Linked DNA regions of Homo sapiens: region 1 is linked to region 2. Evidence: read pairs that join two places in POLR2A ChIA-PET (ENCODE). Cell type or tissue: IMR-90. All regions are shown on one strand. Links, peaks and the distances in the headings refer to the core of each region. The heading gives the core; the rest is flanking DNA.

What was found. ChIA-PET counts read pairs that join two places held together with the same protein. Peaks named below come from ENCODE experiments on the same cell type or tissue, not always from the same donor. Only the 100,000 strongest peaks of a DNase experiment are listed, where the experiment ranks them.
Region 1: POLR2A ChIA-PET joins it to region 2 with 10 read pairs; 2 of 35 experiments call an interaction of 5 or more read pairs at or near these places.

Annotation. Positions count from the first base shown.
Region 1 is chr2:12,073,163-12,082,662 of GRCh38, forward strand. The region is part of intron 2 of MIR3681HG (MIR3681 host gene); the gene reads left to right. Among named protein-coding and RNA genes, the nearest start is that of MIR3681HG, 71 kb to the left of the region's middle. In IMR-90, for the core only: no CTCF peak of the experiment used is centred there; no DNase peak of the experiment used is centred there.
Region 2 is chr2:12,320,473-12,329,972 of GRCh38, forward strand. The region is part of intron 4 of MIR3681HG (MIR3681 host gene); the gene reads left to right. Among named protein-coding and RNA genes, the nearest start is that of MIR3681, 130 kb to the left of the region's middle. In IMR-90, for the core only: no CTCF peak of the experiment used is centred there; DNase peaks (open chromatin) are centred at 1,059 and 5,559; H3K27ac peaks cover 41 bases.

The sequences.
Region 1 (9,500 bases), core at 484-8,483, 250 kb before region 2:
GGCGATGATCATCATGTCCAACATTTATTGAACCTGTGTTGCGCCAGCACTTTCATATGTATATATATGTACACACAAATATATGTGTATTTCACTTATTTTATTTCACTTATGAAACACTTACATAGTATTTACTCTATGCCGAATACCACTTTAAGGACATGATACATATTCATCCATTTAATTCACACAACCACCCAATGAGGTAAATGATATTATTATCCCCATTTTACAGATAACGAAACTGAGGCAGAGAAGTTAAGCAATTTATTCAAGGTTACACAAATAGAAACTGGCAGAGCTTGAATTTGAACCTAAGAAGTCTGGCTCCAGAGTCAGTGCCCAAGTACACAGGAGCTTGAGGAATAGTCATAATAATAGCTAATGTTCTAAGTCAGCCATCTTAGCTGGCTTTATAGAAAACGCAACAACTCTGAGATGTAAGCGTTATTACCCACATTTTACAGAGAAGGAAGCAGGTTTAAGCGTCTTACAGAGAGAGCCCAAGGTCACACATCCAGTAAGTGAAAGCAGAGGTGAGCTTCAGCTGGCAGTGTGAGGTTGAAAATGCTGGCATCTGCCATGCCTGCAAAGTGCTGCTCTGTTTCAAGTTTACGAGATTTGATCTTGGTATATTTTAATCTGGAAATAAAAAAGCAAAACCTTATAGAATTCTAGAATGTCAAAGATGAGAGGGACCTATGGGAGCCTCTTGTTGAGAACCTTCTTATACAGATGAAATATTCTAGATCCATGGAATTTAAGAGACTGCCCTGAAGTTTCATATTCAGGAAATATTAGAGTCAGTTCTTACCCCTGTGTCTTCCAAAGTCAAACTCAGGAGATATGATGGGGTTTTCTCGCTTTTCCTGGCAAAATCCAAAAACATAAAAGCATAAAAAGATACATACAATAGCAGCAATCAGCAATCATTCTCTTCTCTCTCTCTCTCTCTCTCTCCATTTGTAGGTCAAAAATTCCTATAATCAGCTACAAATTATCACATCACCTCTGCATTCTTATCAGCTTTTGCAGCTGGGAGATAAAGACACACAGTATCTTTGACTCAAGCAGGCAGTTGCAGTGATGAATCTGTCCTTTCTAAATAGGCTGAAACCACAAGGTGGGCCCTCATGTTATAGCCAGTGATGGGAAGGCACCAGACCAGCGGGGAAAATGTCCGTGTCATGGAGATGACGTGATGGTGCATGCGAGGCACGGCCCCACTTCTGCCTCTGTGGCTTACCCAGGCCTCCCCCTCTGACCTACTTCTCTGGCCACCAAAAGGTGAGAGATGTTACACAGAGATGTTATAAAGCCAGACCTGATAGCATCAAGTCTGTTCCCATGAGATAAGTATTCCTAAGCCTGCCCCAGTCAGTCACTGCTTAGGAGGCCAAGGTGCTGCTTTAGTTAATTGAAACAACAGCCTACTATTAGCTGAGGAATGCCTGTCCCCTGCACATTTCAGGGCTTCTTGGTCTGGGTTGAAAGGCTGACATTCATGGTAATGAATAGGACACTTTTAGTCACTAGTCTATATCCCACAGGCATTCTGCCCAGGCATAATTGAGGAGGACAAGAAGAATGATAATAAGGGGACCCAAGACTTTATTCTTACAAACGAAGAATGCGGCTGATGGTTATAGAGAAAACAATTTGACTTGTGTTTTTATTAATCCTCTGCCCGTGCATCTGGGATGAGGATGTAGATGCTAAAATTCAAGCCAGACTGGCATCCTTTGGTAACTGCTGGATTCCATCTTCAGGAAGAACAGAGCACCCGTTTCTTTGTTTATTTTCCAGAGTGAAAAACTAATTCATGTAAATGAATCATTGAAGTAGGCCTTTTAGATGACTTTGCATTTTCATGATTCCTATTTTTCTGGAAATCCAAGAGCAAGTTTCTCAAGTTGTTAATAATCTAGAATATTTCACATGTATTTCCTGTTGGTTCCATACTGATTATAATACTCAATGGTTCTTATTTTGTCTTGCTTCCCAGTCTTTGAAACTTGATTTTCTTTCTTACCTGATCAATTTTTACCAGTCTTTCAAGATGCACCCTGAATTGTTTTTTAAACCTCCCAGTTTCAAGATTATTTTTGAAATGGGAAAATTAGTTTTCTCATGGGAGTGGGCAAAGTTTCCATTTTTTTGGTGAAATAAGAAGCATAAATGTGTTTCACACAGACTAAGCACATGAAGAACGATCACCTTATGTAGAGCTTGATAAAATTTTATATACATCTGTGTAATCACCATACAGATTAAGACAGAGAATATTTTCAGGACCCATGAAGGTTCTTTTCTGCGCCTTCGTCATCAATACTCCACCTCAGAATAATCACATTTTGACTTCAATCACTGTCAATTAGATTTTCTTACTCTTGAACTGCATATAGATGTGGTATGCACTTTTTATTTTGGTTTATTTTGCACATACTATGTTTTAAAGATTCATCCAAATTATGTGTGTATCAATGTTTTTTTTTTTTAATTTGTATATAAGTAGTCCATTATTTGACTATACCACAATTTATGTATTCATTCTTCTGTTGATGGTCAGTGGGGTTGTTTTCAGCTTTTGGCAATTATGAATAAGCCTGCTGTAAATAATCTTGTTTATTTCTTTTTGTGGGAAAACGTACTCATTTCTCTTGGGTATGAAACTATGATTGGGCAGGGTGGTTCGTACAGTAGGTCTATATTTAGGTTTAGTAGATACAACCAACTAGTTCCTTTAACTGTGTTTGTAATAATTTATATTCTCAATATTTAAGATTTTCAGTTGCAGTACATCCTCACGAAAACTTTATATTATAGTAATTTTGTTGTTTATTTTAGTTAATTTTTTAAAGATAAGTGTTGGTATCTTTTCATTTGTCCATTAGACACTTGGGCATGCACTTTTGCAAAGTCCCTGATCAAATCACTTGCCCCTTTTAAAAATTAGAGTTATTTGACTTTTTTCTTATTGGACAAATTGCTTGAACATGCACTTTAGAAGAAAGTTATGCAAAGAGCCAATAAACCCACTAAAAGATGCTTTCTTCTTTTACCAACCTCACAAACAAAACAAAGATGAGATACATCTTGAATAGGTCTTTGCCAACAGAGTGCCCTGGGCCCTGCTCTCTATTCATGGGTTTTATTGGAATCCTTTTTGAGCTAGAGCTAGAGCTGAAGGTAGATGGGCATGAGTGGGTCTAAACCCAATGCCCAGCTTCTAGAAAGCTTTCTCTTGGCACTCCTCTGCCCTTCCAAAATGGCAACTTCTCCCTAAGCCTACTGTGGCTTTTCTGGTATTTGGAATTGGCACAAATTATGATGCAAAATTGCCATTTTCAGCATTCAGGGTTCTTTTTTTTACCACTCCTACTTAGAATTTTCTCATGTAATCAGACAGAGGGAACATTATTATAATTTTCTCATGTAATCAGACAGAGGAAACATTATTTTAGCAATTGACACCAACATTCCTTGCTTGAACAAAATTCTGAGATAAGGGGTTGGGGTAGAGGGTTTGTGTATTGACAACAGATAAAATTTAAGGAGTTTTGCATGAGACAAGGGGAAGAATTGTATTGCTCTGGAGGGTGGGAAAGAGGCAGTAGAGAGGTGAGGACTACTGAGCCTCCTAGGGTCTTGCCAAAGTATTTTAAGATGATGATATCTACTCCTGCATTTTAAAATGCTAATGTGGTAGATTGTATTACTGTTCATCTATATTTGGTGCCACCGTCTGTGGGAGGATTATACATCTCCACACTCTTAGTACTCAGTTTCAGCCATGTGACTTGCTTTGGTCAATCAGTCATGAGTGAAATTGATGTGCGTGGTTTTCCAAGCAAAAGCTTTAAGCGTTTGTGAGTGAGTGATTCCCTCTTCTGTGATGACTGGCCCTCTTCCAGGTAACAAATGCTCTGCTGGCTTTGGTCCATGAAGAAGAAAATGGGAACAGAGCCAGGGCCGACTGTGATGTGCATGTAGGGTGAATGAACGTACAACTTTATTATTGGAAATCAGTAAGATTTGGGGGTCATTTGTTAGCTTAGTGTTACCTGGTTGATTCAGTATAGTTCTGCTATGCAAACCCTCCTTTGTTCTCTGTGCCTCCAACCAGGTCATCTCGAGCAAATTCTGCTGTATTCACTGGTCCTTTGAAAGAATAATTTTTGTTGGTGAATCAAGGAAGATGAGGCATTTTGGATCTGAGTTGAAGCACTGCTAAGATATCACCTGCTGAGCCAGGAGAAAAAGGATGCTCTTGAGAATATGAGTACCCTTACGATGCACTGAAATAGAATGGGAGGTTGAATCAATTTTAACCAGATATTCAAAAAGCAAGGGACTCCTGCCTAACAACTGGGCAGGAGTTGTCTTTGATGGGACTAACCTCTGAGATAACATGCGCCAGCACTACTCTATATAACTTGCATGTCCAGTTGTTTTTTATTTTCTAGATTTGGTGTGGAGATTGAAGATGGTCATAGCCTTGATTGAGGAAAGAGATCAATACTCAGATTACCACATGATAGGTTAATATGACAGATGGCTATACATGGTGAGGATGGGCCTGGGGTCCCTGGGCCAGTGGATGATATTGGGGATTTATGAAAGGGCACCGTTATTTAGAGAAATGGGAGTCTACTACTTGCTTAACCCTGGCTATTTTTTTTTTTTCTTAAAAATCTGTTCTTTTTAGGAGAAAATTCCAGATTGTAACTTTTAGCTGCCTGTCAGGCTTGTTGTTTGGTGTGCTTTGAGTTTTCACCTTTTTTTCTGTATTTGCAAGCTTTTTTTTTTTTTTTTTGTGGGGTGGGGTGGCATTGGGTAATTGAGAGAAGGTACATTAGAAGCTGCTATCTAGGTGTCATGTAAGCTATGTTTCTGCAAAGAAAAATTTTGTACTAGAAAATTGTGCAAGAAGTGAGAGCTGATTTTTTCATGACCTTTTCAAGCCCATGTCTCTAAATCTTGATGGGTGACCAGGCTCCTTCATGGAGGACTGGACCTTTATAGCAAGTGGCTCTTATTCCTTTGCTCAGTGGAATACAGCAGTGTTTTGGGGTGGCAACCTTTGGCTGGGGATTCTATTGGCCCAGTGGCAGGAATGGTGATTTTTTTCTTCCTCTGCATAATCTGCCTTTTTATTTATTTAAGGTGCAGGGCTTAATGCCCTTCTGAGTGAGCACGGTGGTGACTAGAGAGTTGCTGTCTCAGCTGCAGCTGATGGTTGCCGAGAGGAAATGTGGGCTCTGGATTATTATGCCTTTTCATAATTTTCAAGAGGAAGAAAACCCTCTAAAGTTTAATATATTGGCAAATAATTAAATATTTTTAAAGTGGTCTGGGACAAACACACCCAGGCTGCTGCTGATGCCTGCCCTCAAGGACACCAGAGTGTAGTTTCTCCTTTAGACTGTGGCATCTTTTCCTGGTGGCTCCTTCCTTGGTGAGCCCCCATTCCCACACAGGGACTTGGGATGGGCCAGAGATCAGTGGAATCTCATTCAGGCTGAAATTGGCTTTGTGGATTCCAGGACATGGATAACTCTCTGTGCCCAGGGTCTGCTACTCCTCTTTCCTAGAGTCCATCCATCTTTACAGCATCCGGGTCTCAGAGAACTGACCACATTGGTGGTAGCAGCAGAGTGCCTGGAAAGAAGGTCACCCACAGAAGATGGTGTGGGTGTCTCTGTATCTCTGATGACTCCTCATTTATGTTTCTCTCCCTGGCCATTCCTCTGAGCTTCAGACTCAGATCTCCAACTGTGGATCTGAATCTCCTCTTCCAAGTTTAGTAGCCATCAGACTTAACTTATCCCAAATGGAACTCCACTTCTGCTGCCCCCACCAATCTTTGTAATCCATTTGAGTTGCTGTTTTCCCATTCTTCCTAAGCAAATCTACGTATCTTCTTGAGAAAAAAGCATGTGTTTTCCTTGAGTCTTTTTTTTTTGCATCTTCATCCATCAGAAGGATAAAAAATATTCAAAAATATATCCTGAGACCAATATATATACAAATATATATTATATAACTTCCATTACACTATAAACTACCATTATCTCTTGCCTAGATTACTGAACTTATCTTCAAACCCATATCCCTGCTTCCCAAAAAGTCCATTCTCCATAAGATAACCAAAGAGTTCATTTAGCAATTTAGATTAGGTCACTTAAAAACAATACAAAACAAAACAAAAAACAAAAAAACACCTCTCTTGGCATTGCATTGCTCCCAGGACAAAGCCAAAGTCCTCTACCACGCCTACAAAGGCTTTCTGCTATCTGGCCTCAACCGGTATCGCCACTCTCCATCTAGCTCCACTCTCCCCTGACTTCCCTACCCGCGGCCACACTGGCCTTCCCCAGTGTGCAAAGTGCACTCCTACCCACGGCCTTTGCTCCCTCTTGTCTGGAGGGCTCCTCGGGCTCTCTTCCTAGCTGCTTCCGCACCTGTCTAGGTCTCAGCTCCAACCTGCCTCCTCAGAAAGGTCTCCCGTGGCCAGCACCTCCCCAGTCACACGCCGTATCACTCTTCTCTATTTCTTCAGAGGACTTGTCAATATTTAAATTATATTGGTTACATTTTGCGTAATTACTGCCAGTTTCCCCCAAATGAGAAATACAGGTTTTTTGGAGGGCAGGAACATTATCTTGCCTGTTGATCACTAAGCCCAGCTCTGCGAATAATGCTGGCACTCAATAGGTGTGTAATAAACCCTTGTTAAAAGAAAAAAATTAGCCGAATTAAATTATAAAAAGTTTAATTGTGCAAAGAATTGTGAATCTGGCAGCCTCTGAGCCAGAGTAGGCTCAGAGACTCCAGCACAGCCACGTGGTGGAAGAGGATTTATGGACAGAGAAAGGAAAATGATTTATAGAAATTGGAAGTGAGGTACAGAAACAGCCCGATTGGTTACTGTTTGGCATCAGTCTTATTTGAACACAGTTTGAACAACTTGCCACCTTTGGCCAAAACTCGGTGACTGGCACAAGCGTAGGCTACAGTCTATTTACAACTCTATGTACGTTATAGCTCATGATGTACAGAGAAATCTTTAGGCCGAACTGAAAATATGTAAGGAAGCAGCTTTAGGCTAAACTTGATTTAACATACTTTTAAAAGAATAAAGAAACTGTGAAAGCATATTTTTTTTTCCAGTGACATAAAATGATACTATTATCTTGTGCACTGGGGCTCCCAGTAGCATTTGTCAGCAGCTTTGGCAGTGACAGGAATTGTGGCAAGACAGAATAAAGGCTCCTCAAAGATGGCCATAACCTGATCCCAGAACTGACACAGATGTCACCTTACATGCGAAAGGGACTTCACAGCAGTGATTAAGCTAATGATCTTGAGATGGCGAGTTTACCCTGGATCATCTGGTGGGCCCGAGGTAATCCCAAGGGTCCTTATAAGAGAGAAGTGACAGGGCCGGATTCAGGGAAGGAGTGTGCTGATGAAGGCAAAGTTTTGAGTGATTTGCTTCTAGAAGAGGGAAAAGGCTAGGAATGAGTTCTCAGCTGGAGCCTCCAAAAGGAAAGCAGTTCTGCTGACACCTTGGTGTTAGCTCCATAAGACTCATTCCAAATATCTGCACACAACCTACACAACCGTAATTTGACAAATTTGTGTTGTTTTAAGCCACAGAGGTTGTAGTAATATGTTTCAGCAGCCGTAGGAACCGGGTACAATAATGATTTCATTTTTCATGATCATCAGCAATGTCTGAGATTTCCAGAGAATCCGATGCCTAGTCCATCTGGGGATCGGAATAGGAGGGAAATAAATGATGATTTTATAGGAGCATTCCATACTAGCAGAGGCCACTTCTATTTCAATACAATACCATTTAGGCGGGCGGATCACGAGGTCAGGATATCGAGACCATCTTGGCTAACACGGTGAAACCGTCTCTACTAAAAATACAAAAAATTAGCTGGGCATGGTGGCGGGTGCCTGTAGTCCTAGCTACTCGGGGGGAAGAGGCAGGAGAATGGCGTGAACCCGGGAGGCGGAGCTTGCAGTGAGCCGAGATCGCGCCACTGAACTCCAGCCTGGGAGACAGCGAGACTCCATCTCAAAAAAAAACAAAAACAAAAAAAACAAAAACAAAAAACCATTGTATTCCCATTGTTAGACACAGTGTACAGCAGTTGGGGCACAATAATTAGTTATTGAATAAACATATGTGGTATCTCCTGTAGGCTCCCTGAAATAGTTAAACTTTGAAGAGGGCCTGGAATTCCCAAAAGGGCAGGTGGGAATTGAGGCAGGCAAATACAGCAGGTCCTCAGCAGTTACAGGGGGCCAGGCCTGAGAACTTCTGTAAATCTCAAAATTCACCAATTAAAAAAAAAGGTAGAATAGATTGAAGACGTCATCCCCAAATCACATTTCAATCAACAGGCAGGTATTTCCTGTGCATACCTTTCTAAGAAAAATCTTTTAAATTTTATTCATGCATTTTTTTTTTTCATGTGAGAGCTGTTTTTTACTCAGAAGCATTTTATCTTTCACAAAATCTGTCGTGTACCCAGTAACGGTGGCAAATCACAGAGCCATGCAGACACGTGCTAGGCTCACTCACTACTCAAGCACCTTGGTGGATGCAGCGTCTGGGTGATGTTTTGCAAAGTGCAAATGAATACCCATTATGGGTGTTTGGACTTTTTGGGGTGTTACATTATGAATCCATGTTTGTAATTATAATTGCGAGCCTAGTTCTAACCCCAGAAGAATCTGGCTCTGGGAAACATGGATGAAAGTTTGGGAACTCCCCCAAAGACCCATAAATCATGTGGGGCACTTGTCTGACCTCAGAGTGACAACTAATGTCTGGGATAGTGCTGGGCTGGCGCTGCCTATAGACTCGTGTGAAGGGACAGATGACACACTCATGGATCATCATTGCTGGTTTTCGAACATACCAGTTCTCAGTAGCAATTTTTAGGGGCTCATTAAAAAATAAAAAAACACGTGGGTTGTGGTGGCTCATGCCTGTAATCCTAGCACTTTGGGTGGCCGAGGCAGGCGGATCGCTTGAGCCCAGGAGTTTGAGACCAGCCTGGGCAACATGGCGATACCCCGTCTCTACAAAAAAATTGGCCTGTCCTGGGGGTGGATGCCTATAGTCCCAACTACCCTGGCTGCTCAGGTGGGAGGATCACCTGAGCCTGGGAGGTTGAGGCTGCAGTGAGCTGAGATGACACCACTGCACTCCAGTCTGGGTGACAGAGCGAGACCTTGACCTGAATAAATAAATAAGTAAATAAATAAATAAATAACTTTCCGTTTTTTTCTCCTACTGATTGTTTTTCTGAGTTTAACTGCTCATTATTCCCTTCCTTTATAGAATCAGAATTTTAGAACCCTTTCAGCTTTTAACCAGTGGCTTTACTTCTGCCTTTCCTATCGAAAAGAAGTTCACTAAAGATTTAAGAATGGCTTTTTGGGCCGGGAGCAGTGGCTCACGCCTGTAATCCCAG
Region 2 (9,500 bases), core at 850-8,849:
TGATCTTTATCAGTCAAGAATAAACAAAACAAAACATTGACTACAATCACATCGCTCCAGCGCCAGCGTCATCATTTCAACATCTATTTGGCTTCTTTGCTTCTAGTAACTGTGTGGCTACAATTTATGGTTGTAAATATGGATGAAAGAAAGCATGAAGAGTTTAGAACATAATTGAATTTAAAATGTTCCTTCTGGAAATGTCTGGTCCAAGGACTTAGGATCCAACCTGAGTTCTTTGCATGGGAGATTTGGGGGAATTTGCAAAAAAAAAAAAAAAAAAGAAAAAAGAAAAATACTGATTCGTGACTCAAGGAAAGGGGGCTTATTGATGACTCAATTTTTTTCCTGAAATCAAACTTCTCTTACAAGATGGCATTTGAGTACATTAAAGGTAAATAGCACGGAAACATATGGTTTGAATTTCCCATGAAATGTGAAAGTTTTGATATTAAGGGAGCACATACTTCAGAAAGATAATTTGGCCTCTGCTAAAACCAGAACATTTAAGAAATCCTTCTAGAGACTTTGCCAAAACCCAGGGCCATTGGACTGTTTTTGCCTAGCAGCTTCCACTTCAGCCAGTACCCCTAGTGACCCGGCCAAGTGAAACAGAGAACTCAGCATCTTCTGAGGGGATGTCTGCCAATCTCAACCCTGGTGATATGTTCAAGGGCTTCCAGCTCATCCTGTGAGCCAAGAGAACAATTTGAAAACGCTGGAGTCTCTTAGCATATCTGCTTCGGGTTACTTTGAGAGACAGTGTGTGGGAGCTGCCAGGCTGAGAACAGGATCCATGCTGGAAACTATTTGCAAAAGCCCCACTTCCTTCTGCCAGGCCAGCTTCTCCGCAACCCAGACAGTCTGTGCGAGAACAAAAAAACAAGGACTATTGTCAAATTAATAGCACTCCCTAAAAAAGTATGGCAGGTGGTGAGATTCTTGGCCATTGAGTTCCAGCCAAAACATTTCACATTTTTTTCTCCTGAGGGAGGCACTGGGAGCTTGCTGTGAGTCAGAAGTGTGGGGGCTGCAGCAGAGAGTGGCCGCTTGAGCATCTTGCCTGTTCCTGATGAGAATTAGTCAATTCTTGGAAAGAGGGAAGAGCTCGCCTTGCTCTGCTACCCACTTCCAGATTCTCTGCTCAGCCTTGGGTTGGAGAGTGAGTAATCTAATGTGATTCTGTTTATTCCACTCAATACATATACATTGACTGAGTTATTTATTCAGCATCAGGCTCAATGCTAGGTCCTGGGAAGATAGAAATATATTGGACTCACTATTTTCCCTCAGAGGACTTATGAAACAGTGCAAAATTCCTCTGAATATGTTACAGAACATTCATCCTTGGGGATGAACCATCAAAACTATGCCATGTGCAAAAGTTTTAGAAAACGTTGAATTCCCTCTCATTCTTCATGGATATACACAATGTAATCTCCATGAAGATTCAATGTATCTCCACACTGAAAAGCTCTGTCTTTCAGAAAAGCAACTAGCTTAACAGCTTTCTCAAATTTTTAATGAGTAATACTCTCCCCTAAACACACACACACATTTTTCTCACATGGCTATTACCCACAGCAACTTTAGGAAATAACAGCCCAGTACAAAGAGCCAAACTTATCCTTTCGGGAGACAAAGACGATATTTAAAGATAACCACAAAGTATGGAGTTAGCACAGAGGACAGTGGTAGAAAATCAGAAGACTCTATTGAAGAGATGGGATTCTAAGTAGGTTTTGATAGAAGAATGAAGTTTTTCAGATAGAAAACACAGGGATGACCCTTCCAGGCAAAGAGAAAGTCATGTGCAAGGACATGTTGTTTTCCCGAATGAAGCTCTCTCCCATTTGTAGGAAAGTGGATGGGAGGACAGCAGAGGGAATGCCGAGAAAGGCTAGAACCAGATCTCAAGCTTGTTAGATGCCATACCACTGTTTTCAGCTGTAGGTAAATATTAAAATATGGAAAGACAGCTTTCTTTCTCCTAGTTCAAGTACCTGGTGTTTAACCCAATGTACCTTCTTCATGCATTGTGTGATGTGCTCTTTTCTACTGCATTCAATCAAAGCCATCAAGCCCAATTTTCTATAAAATGAAGGCCTCTGAAGAAAGGGAAGAATGGCTCTGCTGTTCGGGAGCACTCACCCAGGAGGTACCTAGGTGCCTGGGACTGTGCAAACAAACTTGAGAGATGTGTTTATGCAGGGAAAAGTTGAGGTAACTCAATGGCCTATATTATGATGGGAATGCTGAGGAATGAGGCAGATTGGGGTTGAGATTCCAATGGGTGAGCTGGAAATTGTCTGGGAAGGAATGAAACCCACATGGTAATCCTGAACTAAGCAAAATTTGGTGGCTGTTTGCCCTATCAGGCACAAGGTCCTCTAGAAAGTGCAGGAGTCAGGGAGACTGGGGTCTCGTTCCAGCTGAACACAACTTGCTGTGCAAATCATGGGCAGATGGCTTTCCCTGTAAAGTGAAATGGATTAGACCATGAAACTCAAAGAACATTTCAGCTCCAATATACTATAATCTATCCATTGTCAGCAAATGCTCAACATTAAGTTAAAAATTAAAACAAATTATGTTCAAATGTATACATTCGAAAGATCAGTGAAAAAGGGAATATTAGACAGCTACAATGTGCTAGACACCATGCTATGTTCTTAATTCACCCATATGTCAACTGTGTAAAAGTTTCTTTCATCCCTATTTTGCATATGAGTGGATGAAGGCTCAGAAAAGTTTTCCGAAGTTCTCTCAACTCCCAAATGAGAGAGGCAGGGTTTGGTAGCAAGTCAGTGTGGGTGCAAAGCCCCTGCTCCTTTTTTTTTCCATTACAGCATCCATCATCCTGAAACAAAGTTTATTAAGCACTTTGGAGTGGACTGAGGAGCAGAGTGGTCTGCCTTCCAAAGTCAAGAGGATGCTGTTAATGGAACAGGGGACAAATGGAAAATGCCAAGGCTAAGTGTTTCCTAATGGAGTTTCTTGGCATAGAAGTGTGGCATCATACAGAGGCTGCTCTGCACAAAGTAGCTTGTGGAGTCCAGCCACTGGGGCAAAGTTTCACCAACACAGGGGTAACCAGGCAAACTGGAGCCCACTCACTGGAAACAGCTGCCTCTCCCCACTCCCCCGCCTCTTTTATCCAGGTCAGGTGGGGCTAGCTTTGCTTCAACATGGCCAATAAAACCTCACCCCAGAAACCTTCCCCAGTGTAACCCCAATTTGGAGAAAAGCCATGTGAATTGAAGCCCAGTGGCCAATTCGGATTCAGTCTGAGCAAGGTCATGAAAACACTGCATTGCTGGCTGGTTGGTCTGCTAGGCCTCCTGTAACCAAATAATCACAAACCTTGTGGTTTAAACAACAGAAATTGATTTCTCACAAATATGAAAAAGTTACTTCTCACATGTGGAAGCTAGATGTCTAAGATCAAGGCATCAGCAGGTTGAGGTTGTCTCGAGGCCTCTGCCCTTGGCTTGCAGATCACCACCTTCTTCTCACGTGGCCTTTTCTCTGTGCACATACACTCCTGGTATCTCCCTCTCTTCTTCTAAGGACACCAATTGCATTGGACTAGGGTCCATCCCTGTGACTTCATTTAACCTTAGTCATCTCCAAGGCCTTAACTCCAAATACAGTCACACTGGGGAGTGAAGATGCCAACATACACATTTTGAGAGTGCACAGGTCAGGAAAGAAGGTGTTCTAGTGAAATTTTCATTGCAAATATATTCAAATGGAAAAACCATGAGGGCAGTTAGCAATGGGATAACATTTAGAAACACTTAGAATAGTAGTTCTCAACGCTGGCTGCACGTGAAATCACGTCGGGAACTTTCTAAAACTGCCAATGTTTGGGTTCTAATCTCGAACATAAGAACCCCAGGGATTGGTGTATTAGTCAGAGATCTCCAGAGAAACAGAACCAATGATGTATGTGTGTGTGTGTGTGTGTGTGTGTGTGTGTGTGTGTGTGTCTAAAGAGAGAAAGAGACACAGAGAGAGATTTTCAGATATTGGCTCATGTGATTATGGAGGCTGGCAAGTCCACAGTCTGAAGAGTCGGCCAGCAGGCTGGAGACCCAGGGAAAAGCTGATGCTGTAGCTTGATTCTGGAGGTAGAATTTCCTCTGCCTTTGGACAGAGCTGCCTTTTTTTCAACTGATTGAACAAGGCCTATCCACATTATGGAAGTTAATCTGCTTCATCCAAAGTCTACTTATTTAAATGTTAATCTCATCTAAAAACTACCTTCATGAATATTTCCACACTGATGTTTGGCCAATATACCAATATTTTGGTACCATGTGCTAACCAAGTTGACACATAAAATTAACCATCCAGCTGGTAGTCTTTTTTTTTTTTTTTTTTTTTTTAGATGGAGTCTCACTCTGTCACCCAGGCTGGAGTGCAGTGCAGTGGTGCTATCTCATCTCACTGCAACCTCTGCCTCCTAGGTTCCAGTGATTCTCCTGCCTCAGCCTCCAGAGTATCTGGGATTACAGGCATGCACCACCACACCTGGCTAAGTTTTGTATTTTTGGTAGAAATGGGGTTTCACCATGTTGGCCAGGGTGGTCTCAAACTCCTGACGTCAGGTGATCCACCCACCTCGGCCTCCCAAAGTGCTGTGATTACAGACATGAGCAACCGTGCCTGGTCCCAGCTGGTAGTCTTTAATAGCTCTTCTGGTGATTCCAACATGCCATCAGGGTTGAGGGCTATTGACCCAGGACCAGGGCTTTCAGAGCCAAGAAACAGGATTCTGCCTCACATACCAGGCTCTTTCCACCCTGCCTCAGTCAGAGGAGCCACTTTCTTCACTGGTTCCTCAGTCTCTTTTGCTCAGGTACTGGTTCTCCTTGGCTGCTCTTCTGCTGATTTTGGGGGGAGCTTAAACAATACTAATGCCCAGGTTCCAATGCAAGAGATTTTGGTTTGCTTGGTAGGAGGTAATCAAAATTGCAAATGCAGAGTACAGCCTGGGCATCAAGGATTTCTTCCCCAGGAAATTCTAAACAACCATTCAAGGAGTCCCACGTATTTATTCAAGCCTTCAACTTACATTAGGTTCATGAGAAACTTACCTTCTAAGCTGCAGTTTATTTGTAAATCTTGCCTCATTAGGGAATATGGTATTGCCAACATACTTGTATTTCCTTGATAGGGAAAAAATGTGTACCACAAAGTCTTCCTTAATAAAGTGAACCACTTAGACCCTCATGCTTGGATATTTATTCCTGCCAGAAACGTGTATTGACCAGCTTCCATCCCATGCCATGTGAGCAACCCATGCAGTCCCACAGGAGAGAAAAGGGTGAGAAGACATTGTGTCTCTGCTTAAGAAAGTTACTGTCGAATAGAGAAAGCAGATAGTAATGTCACCGTTATACAAACATGGTGATTGCTGGAGGCAGGCGGTGGAGAACAAGAGCTGTATGAGCCCAGAGTATTTCTCAAGGTAGAAAAAGGAGTCGGGAAAGACATGCGGGCAGACACGAGAGCTGCACTAAGGCCCAGCTGTGTGACGGTTGGTGAGGCGCTCAGGAAATGCCAGCCTCTGGTGCTGGTGAGTCACTGAGTTCATGGGAGGAGTGGCTGGAAAGCTGGTTTGAGATTAGATAGTAGAGAGCCTCGTAAGCTAGACTAAGGAGTTGGAAGTTTTTAAAATAAGCTCTAAGGTTTTTATGAGAGATAGAATTTACCAATGTTTTAACAAAAATTATATGAAAGCAAGCAAAGGGCAGCATTGGGAAGAGGGAGGGCAGACTCAAAGGAAGGTTCTAGAAACATCCAGGGAAACAATTACAAAGACCTGAACTAGGGAATTGACAATGGAAATTAACAGAATGGAAAAGATGGAAAGCAGGAAATAGACGAGCCTAGGTAAGTGGCAGAGCCAGCACTTGAATCAGGGTCTTGGCTCTCATTTAACATGCACCCAAACAGAAACATGCAGACACACACACAGACACACACACACACATAGACACATGAACACCTGCTCACACACACACACACGCATACACGCATGCAGAGACACAGACACACACAGATACACATGCATACAGGCACACACAGAGACACAGACACAGGCACTTGCACAGACACACACGCACACACACACACCGAGGGCAGAATATGTGCCACTCACTGGCCAGATCCTGGGGACATAGAGATAGATATGGTTGCTGGCCTCATGGTGCTTACAGTTGAGAGGGGGAAATTGATAGATAGAAAGCCAGAGAACGTTACTGAAATAAGCAAAGGAGAAAGACAGGTGGACCAGACTTACAGGGGATAAAGCTTTTGGGATAAAGCTTCTCGAATGAAAAAAACATCTAAGAGGGTATCAGAAAAGTCAGTGGGAGTGAAAGGCTAGAAGGGCAGACAGGGGAGGGAGGTTGGGCTCCAGGCAGAGGGAATGGCAGGTGGGAAGCCCAGAAGTGACATTGCGAGAGCACACATGAGTGCGTCTAACTCCACTGAATGAGCTTGGTATGGCACCACCAAGCGGTAGCAAAGATGGTGGTGGGAAAGGAACCTGGAGAGGTGAGCAGGGCAAATTTGACAGTGCCTATCTCCGTCCTGGAACTGACTCTCTGCGGAGCTCTGAACAATGGCAAAGGCGTGCACCCCTCTTCTCCCCAGCAGGCTGCTCACAGCTATGCCTAGAATAGAGCACATGGTCTGTTCAGCAAAGGAGTGAACTGTTCAAAGGATATTTTAATGATAAAGGAGGAAATATTCTTCTGTATGAAAATATTGTAGAAAAAAAGTGGGTCACTTCAACCTGGCAAAATATGAATATGGGATTAGATGTGTAAATCCATGGCAGATTTAAAGTGAGGGTATGAATTCTCAATAGATATTCATAGTCTTAAAGAAAAATATCCGGCCAGGCGCAGTGGCTCACGCCTGTAATCCCAGCACTTTGGGAGGTCAAGGCTGACAGATCACCTGAGGTCAGGAGTTTGAGACCAGCCTGGCCAATGTGGTGAAACCCTGTCTCTACGAAAAATACAAAAATTAGCTGGGTGTGGTTGTGGGCGCCTGTAATCCCAGCTACTTGGGAGGCTGAGGCAGGAGAATCACTTGAATCCGGGAGGCAGAGGTTTCAGTGAGCTGAGATCATACCATTGCACTCCAGCCTGGGCAACAGAGCAAGACTCTGTATCCAAAAAAAAAAAAAAAAAAAAATCCAAGCTCCTTAAAATGGGGAAGATCATGACAGCAACAGCCTCAGGTCTGTGTCTGGCCTCATTGGTCACCTTCCTCTGCTGCAGGTCTACTGAACCACTTGTGCTTATCAGGTTGTGCCGAATTCTTTCCCTCTTCTTCCATTCACATCCCCATCTTGCCTACCTGGTAAACTCCCAGTTGCTCTTCTAGTCTCAACTCAAGTGCTGACTTCTCTAAGAGATGGTCTTAAACTCCTCATAAGACAAAGTCAGATAACTCCTTCTTCAAGCTAAAATAGTATATTCCTATTTGATTATGTGCCACATTGGATTCTGAACACCTGCCTAGAGGTCTGGGTGCCCCGTCACCTGGAAACTCATGTTGTATCCATTTCTAAACTTTTAGGGGTTGAAGCTACAACAATCAATAAGGATAGGCACCCTGTTTACCTAAGTACAATATTTTTCTCAATCTTTATAATACACAATGCTACAGTCTTTTTTTGTAGTAAAACTAAATCCAAATAAATAAGTGGTAAAACTGAGCTGTGAGACCAAAGCTCCTGCTCTTCATCACTGGCCAGTCCAGATTCCAGGATGCTGTGGTTTGAATATGGTTTGTTTGGCCCTGCTAAGTCTCATATTAAAATTTGATCCCCATTGTGGGAGGTAAGGTTGCATAGGGTGGGAGGCATTTGGATCCTGGGGGTGAGGTTGGGTCCCTCATGAACGTCATGGTGCCTTTCTCATGGGAGTGTGAGTTCTTACTTTTGGTTCCCCTGAAAACTGGTTGCTAAAAAGAGCCTGGCGCCTCCTCCTCTCCCTCTTGCTTCCTCTCTTGCCATCTGACTTCTGCATAGGCTGGCTCCTCCTCAACTACTGCCGTGAGTGGAAGCAGCCTGAAGCCTCACCAGAAGCAAGTGTGGGCGCCATGCTTTTTGTACAGCCTGCAGAACCAAATAAACCTCTTTTATTTATAAGTTACCCAGTCTCAGGTATTGCTTTACAGAAACACAAACAGACTGACACAGGAATAGAATAATTTCAATGAATAAATAAATAGAATCTTATAACCAAATCATAGAAGTGGCAGCTCCCTTTTAAAACTTAGTGTTCCTTTCAAAACATATTCCTAACATAGCACAATAACTACTCGTTTGATAAATCCATGCAACTTGAGGTTATCTAGTACAGGGCTGAGGTGTGCATAATTTAATTCTCCACTTTTCTGGCACTGGGGCTCCAGCTGAGGGAGATTTCTAGGTAAATGGGCACTGTCCATGTTAGTGCACTCTTGGGGGATACAGATGGCACACTGGACATTGACCACAGTTAATTTTGCTGAATGCTTCCTGGGCAATAATGGTTTCTCTGCTGTTTTAAAATGTTAGAAGCTGCAGTGGGGTAACTGCTTTCCAAGCTGAATGTTTGACATCTGCTTGTCATCAAACTTTATTCAAACTAAGCTAAGGCAGGTCACTGTGGCTCACACCTGTAATCCCAACACTTTGAAAGGCTGAGGCAAGAGGATTGCTTGAGGCCAGGAGTGCAAGACTAGCCTGGACAATATAGGGAGGTCCTATCTCTACAAAAAATAAAATAATTAGCTAAGCATGATAGTGCATGCCTGTAGTCCCAGTTACTCAGGAGGCTGAGGTGGGAGGATTGCTTGAGCCCAGGAGGTTGAGGCTGCAATGAGCTATGATTGCACCACTGCACTCCAGCCCTGGTGACAGAGCAAGACCTTGTCTGAAAACAAAACAAACAAGCAGACTAAGCTGGTACCTAGAATACCTGTCCTCTTTCCAAAGTAACAATGATAACAACAGCTACTACTACTTATTAGTCGCTTATACCATGTGGCAAGCAGTGTTATGAATCAAGAAGTATATCATCCCAGTTCACACAGCTACATTACAAAAACTGTTATTCATCCCAATTCACACAGCTACTAAATAATGAAGGCGATATTTAAATGCTTAAATTGGATGTTTCTAGAACAGAGGCTGTCCATAGCAGCATCCACAGAATACCTAGCTACTTTTGTTTCAAATGTCCTGTACCTGTGCTTTCTTTCTCTTCACTCTTTAGAGAGGCAGGTTTTTTTAAAAAAGTGGCTCATGGTTCCCTCTTAGCTGCGGCATAAATCATTAAAGTCACCATGACTCTGCCCAGGTCACCACTCCAGTCTCCTCTCCTGCAATGCCTCCATGCCCTGTGCCAGACCAACCCCACTCAGGCCAGGTACTCCTCTCTTAGGCCTCCTATGCTTTATCCATGGCAGCCCATTGGCTTTGAGCATCC